Regions from separate parts of the Homo sapiens genome. Here region 1 is linked to region 2. The links are chromatin loops, found by intact Hi-C in ENCODE. Cell type or tissue: heart left ventricle. All regions are shown on one strand. Each heading gives the region's core, and the rest is flanking DNA. Links, peaks and the distances in the headings are about the cores only.

Region 1 (2,922 bases), core at 230-2,729, 920 kb before region 2:
AATAGTATAATAGAGATGCTAATGTTACTGAAAATACATCCTTACAAACTCATTTATTGCTAACAATTAATGAGTTATGTATTCATATTTACCTGTGACATTTGGAATGGGCTCAGATAATTTAAAAACAAACAAAAAAGCGTTCTGCTAGCCTCCTCCCCTGCTGCCACTTTCTCCTGGGTGCTTATATGCACCCAGTCCATATCCAACCCAGGCTTTTCTCACATGTGGTTCCGGATCCATATAAAACCTGAAGGACATCCACATTTCTACCAGCATCGCACCCCAAAGTGAGTCGACAAAAACCCACTGAGACTCAATTTTTTATTGCATTGGCTTCCCAGTCCCAATAATATCTATCTATCTATCTGTCTGTCTATCTATCTATATATACATATATATATATATATATATATATATATATATATATATATATATATATATGTATGTATTTGAGATGGAGTTTCTTTCTTGTTTCCCAGGCTGGAGTGCAGTGGTGCAGTCTCGGGTCACTGCAACCTTCACCTCCCCGGTTCAAGTTATTCTCCTGCCTCAGCCTCCCAAGTAGCTGGGATTACAGGAGCCCGCTACCGTGCCTGGTTAATTTTTTTGTATTTTTAGTAGAGATGAGGTTTCACCATGTTGGCCAGGAAGGTCTTGAACTCCTGACCTCCGGTGATCCGCCTGCCTCAGCCTTCCAAAATGCTGGGGTAACAGGCGTGAGCCACCATGCCCAGCCCCTAGTCCCAATAACTAAATACGTATTTTGGTGACTTTTATTCTTTTTGCTTCAAGCAATCCCTCTCCCAGATTCTGTGAACATCAGCCTCACAGCTCAGAATGTCCAAACTAAACCCATTATCCTTTCTCCCCACCTTTTTCTTTCCACATGTATCAGTCCAGTCTCTGACACAGCAATCTAGGTTTCTCACAGGACTCCTTCCTTCTCTTCTTCAGCTACTCATTCATCGAGTATTCGTGCAAAACCCTATTCACAACTTTCTCCCCTTGAACCTGTCGCTGGTCAAACTTGGAATTTCACAATCTCTAGTTTGCACTTTTAAATTTTATCCTGTTTGGTTTGTGTATTTCTTCTTTTACATTTTTCATCTCTTGTCTATACTAACACCAGAAAAGCTTTATAAAGCACACATTGAGTCATGGTATCTCCCACTTCAAACCTTTCAGCCCTGTCCCCTGATTTAGAAGGTGAAGTGCACAGATGTTTTAGTGGGAACAGACCATGCATGACACGCTCCATCCCATCTCTCCAGCAACATCTTTAAGTACCCCCACTCCTGCCACCATCATAAGCAACATCTCTGTCATCATGATTTATGCATCTCTGTGCGGGGCAATTATGTGTTTCCCTCTATAAATTAACGTTCTATGATCTTACTAAGGGCAAACTTCATTTATTTGATCTTTGAACCTCCAGCGTGCATCATGATGCCTAGTTTAATAAAGAGTGTTTTTTAAATGAGGAAATAAAGTGATTACAGAAAAGAATGAAATGTGTTTCCTTAAGAAGCCTATTCCTTGTGATCAATAGTAAGAATTTAAAGATTATTAAGAGATAACATTTATTCTTAAGGTAATGAAGCTTAGTGCCAAAGAACAGGATTTTTCAGCCTCATCATTATTGCCAATATAGACCTGAGAATTTTTTTGTTGGTCCTGTGCATTGCAGGACGTTTATCAGCACCCCTGGCCTCTACCCACTAGATGCCAGTAGCACCCTATTCTCCCAGCTGTGACAGCCAAAAATGTCTCCAGGCATTGCCAGATGTCCTCTGAGGTATAAGATCAACCCCATTTGAAAACCATTGCAACAGAAGAACCAAACACCCGTGGGTTTCCGTGTCACTAACTGAATAGTAATAATAAGAATAACTCATATTGATCTTGCAAAGAGGGGCATGTGCTGTGTTGAGACGTTTTCATTACTGTTTTAATTATTTTTCTCAGGGTAATATTTACAGCAGCTCCAGAAGTTAGTTTTTGATTATCAGTTTTACAAATGAGAAAACAAACGTTCAGTGAAGTTCAGTAAAGATTACGTATCTGTTAAGAGGTGGAAAACAGCTTGGCCTCAGACGATATTCCTCTAGTCTTAGGCTGTGCCCTTAGCCATAAAGCTTCGCTTAACCTTGATGCCTTTTAAATAAGGAAGATTCTATTAAATATACCTGCATTCAATACAATTTAAGACAAAGAATAAGAAATATCAGTAAGAATTGATCACTACTCAGTCCATCAATATCTAAATGTATAGTCCTGTGTTTATAGATAAGCCCCTTCTGAAAATTAATAGTGTGTAAATATTTTGCTTTATTTCTTTTTCTTAAGCCTCAGAGAATATTAAAATTCTCAGTATCTCAAATAATATCTTTATTTGTAAAGTTATAAAATTGCACTGCGGAATTTCAATCTCTATACTTCTGTTCATTTCAAATATAGCCTCAGCCTTAAGACTATAAAGCCATTTTAAAATAAGAAATTTGTGGCTGAAGTTATAGATGCTAGGGGATTAAAAGATGAGTACATTGCTCAGTGAAAGAGTAGACAACAATATTAGGGCTTAATATACAACATTAGGAATAGATATTAGTTTTATTTTTCTTTTTACTAAGACTTTACCAACATTCCTGTGTGGGCGTTTATAGCAGAAATTAGAAATCAGAGCAGTGAGATTCTGGAGTAATTAGACACTCATCTTAGAGTATTTCTGCATTTTATTCTTTTCTGTAATCATTTATTTCCTCATTTTAAAAAAACACTATTATACCAGATATTTTGCTGTATCTTTTAAAATCAACATATCAAAAATGTTTGTGACTGACTGACCATAATTTTATTAGCCGAAGAAAATGTGATACTCTAAATATGTTTTCCTTAAAGAGCTTATATTTGCCAGAACCC
Region 2 (2,922 bases), core at 188-2,687:
TTCAAGGCTTGGTGCTTATTTTGCATATAAATGGCTGGGCTAATTTGCGCTGCTTATAGCTTAGACCCAAAGGATGCTGGCCAACTAGGGTTTTCTGGCCTTTCTGTGCAAATGAGGCTCTTTCATTTCCTTGAAGAGTTGAGCTCATTGGGAAAAAGCCAGAAGCATCGACAACAGTCAAGGATGGTGTTTGGGGCAGGAGTTTAATTAACTAATAGGAAGATTGACAACAGATGTTGAGAACCTGCAACAGGGGGGACTTCAGATAAGGTACCAGAAATTCCACTTTCACCCTTGATAGAGCACTTAGCCACTTTGGGCTTCTGTTTCCTTGTTTATAAAATAGGATTCTTTCATTCATGCATTTGTTTTTTCTTGTTTTTAAATAATGCCCATTTACCAAATCTTGTGCTAAGCTCTGGAGATACACAAAATAAATAAAGTGTGGGGCCAGGCTTTAAGTCACGCACTGTCACTAGGGAAGAGAAGATCCAATCTTTAGTGAGCACTTACTGCATTCTGACAGTGTTTGGTACTTTCATATGCATTCCATTCTCTAATTCTTACAACAACCAGGGGAGATCATCAGCTTCTTAGCCGCACTCTTAGAAATAGGAAAACTAAGACTTAGAGAGAGGAAGTACCTAACCTAAGCTCAGGCAGATGGTAAATGGCAGAGCCAGCTTTCACACTCAAGGCTGTTTGATTCCAAAGCCCATGTTCTTTTCACTGTAACACACTGTAAGCAAGTCATTACAGAACCAAGTGATAAGTGTTTTAGAGGAGGTATGTACAAAGAATTATGGGAGCAGAGTGGGGCGAGACTAATAATAGCTTCCCTGATGTTTCATAGGGCCGTCTGGAGGATCACATGCACTAATGGACTTGAAAGTGCTTTGTAAACTAAAAAGTGCTATATAAATATAAGGGATTATTGTAACCCACATATCCGGATCTGCTATGTGAGGGTGCTGAGTAATTCTCAGTGTGAGAAATACATGCTTGGACTATGGCTATTTAATTCCTTCATTTCCAGGACTTTCTTGGCATTCACTAAACCACAGGGGTGGGTCTGGCAGCCAGCAATCTCACACATTCTAAATGGAAGCTGATGCCTGTCAGCTGTGTGGGGACATTCCTGGGTGCTGAGCGCTCAAATGGCACTCCAGGTTTTTATCTCTGAGCTGAAAGGGAAAGGATTGATTTAGCTTGGAGAGCTCCCGAGCAACTCTCCTCCCTCTCCTGCTGTCCAGAACCCAGCAGCCCCTAAGAAGGCCCTCCCAATGCCTCAACTCCCAATGATTTCCTGCTGGGACTGCCCACAGAAATAAGCTCCAGCAGGGGCCAAGCTGAGTCACCGTCTCCACCTTGCGGTGGGGCCCTGGGGAGAGGGATGGCTTGGAGACAGGGCCTGTTTATAATTACAGGGATTTTCCAGGCTACCCAGGATGGGGACAGGGTGGATTGTAAGCAGTTGTGCTCAGTAGCCAGGGAGTGACAATAGGGCTGTGTGACCCAACTTGGAGTCCACTAGGAGAAATGTGTGACCAGGCTAAGAACAGAGATCCTCCCACCGGCCAGTACTGTGGTTAGCATGGGCACTGCCTTTGTGAATATCTATCTATTCACATGGATGGGCATCCTTATTTTTTCTAAGTAGGAAGGCCTATCATCTTATTGTAGACTTAATTTTAAGGCCTCTCTAACTTACTAGGGCTCATGAAAACAGCTCATACTGCTGCCCCTGCTGGTCTCTCTGTCTCCTAAACATACAGGTTTGTATCATGAAGACTGGCAGCCCAAGGGTCAGGCCTGGCTCATGCAAGCTTTTCCCTCTCCAATGCCTCACTCCTCCAAGGCAAGTCACAGTAGGACAAGCACTGGGGCAGACTTGAGGACTGGAAGAGAGGCCGACTCGCCTCCTTGCTGTCTGTCCTCCTTCTCCTGCTCAGCCACACCCCTATCTCATATGCATGGGGTTTTCACCAGGCTCCCTTGTCCCACGAGTGTATTGACACAACCCTGCCTGTTCCTTATAGTCTGCAGAACAAGGATTAGCACCCTCGCCTCAAGGGGTCCCTCTGCTGGTGGAAATGACCCAGAAAGAGAAGGCATCAGAAGCCCAAGGAGAACCCTACCTTTTGGAGGAGCCATGGCTGCAATGAGGAGTTTGACAGTCCCACAAATATTAACCATGTCCCCACAGAAAGGAATCAGCAAAATCCGAGAAGCAGAAAGGCAGGAGAGATGAGAGCCAGGAGAGAATCATTCCTCATATTTCAAGAAAAGAGATAGCTTTAAGAAGAAGAGGTAGGCAGTGGTTAAATTTCGGATAACATTAAATAGGATGAGGCTCCACCGAAGTTAAACCACTGATGAGTTTTACAAGAATGATATCCAGAACCTGGTGGAGATTTCAACAAACTGAAGTGGGAAGGAAGCAGATATAGACTGCCTTCCCTAGAACTTTGGAGGTGATAAGAATAAAAGAGGAAAATCAGAGAGATCAAGGGTTCTTTTATTCATTCATTTTTAATATGGAATCTTTTCATCATATTTATTGATTGGCAGGTGGTGTAAAGAAAGAGATTTAAGGCATGTCGGAGATAGCATGTTTGGTTGGACTAGTGCAGTCTCAGTTCAGACCTGATGGCCCCCTATGCCTTCCCATCATAGCTTCCTTTTCCTCCGGTTTGGATGAATTATTACATGCTTAGAAGGTTAGAAAAATAAGAGAGATTGCATTCAGGACCTCGATGGAGGGGTGAGCCTTTGTCTAGTGGAAAGATTCTGTTTCCTCTGGAGAGGTAAACAAGGAGAAAAATACCAGTGAAGACATACAAATATTTTGAAATGGATGAGAGGGAAAGGAGGCCATTGATAGAGAATCATCAACTCATCATGCTGAGATGGTCTTTTGAG

The links. Hi-C counts contacts between places; a loop is a spot of excess contacts. Peaks named below come from ENCODE experiments on the same cell type or tissue, not always from the same donor. Only the 100,000 strongest peaks of a DNase experiment are listed, where the experiment ranks them.
Region 1: a loop joins it to region 2, with 4 times the contacts of the local background. A loop is called at or near these places in 3 of 110 quality-filtered maps.

What each region holds. Positions count from the first base shown.
Region 1 is chr2:4,990,685-4,993,606 of GRCh38, forward strand. No RefSeq gene overlaps it. Among named protein-coding and RNA genes, the nearest start is that of LINC01249, 340 kb to the left of the region's middle. In heart left ventricle, for the core only: a CTCF peak has its summit at 1,725 (motif pointing right); no DNase peak of the experiment used is centred there.
Region 2 is chr2:5,914,157-5,917,078 of GRCh38, forward strand. No RefSeq gene overlaps it. Among named protein-coding and RNA genes, the nearest start is that of SILC1, 17 kb to the right of the region's middle. In heart left ventricle, for the core only: CTCF peaks have their summits at 1,387 (motif pointing left) and 2,090 (motif pointing left); no DNase peak of the experiment used is centred there; H3K27ac peaks cover 1,836 bases.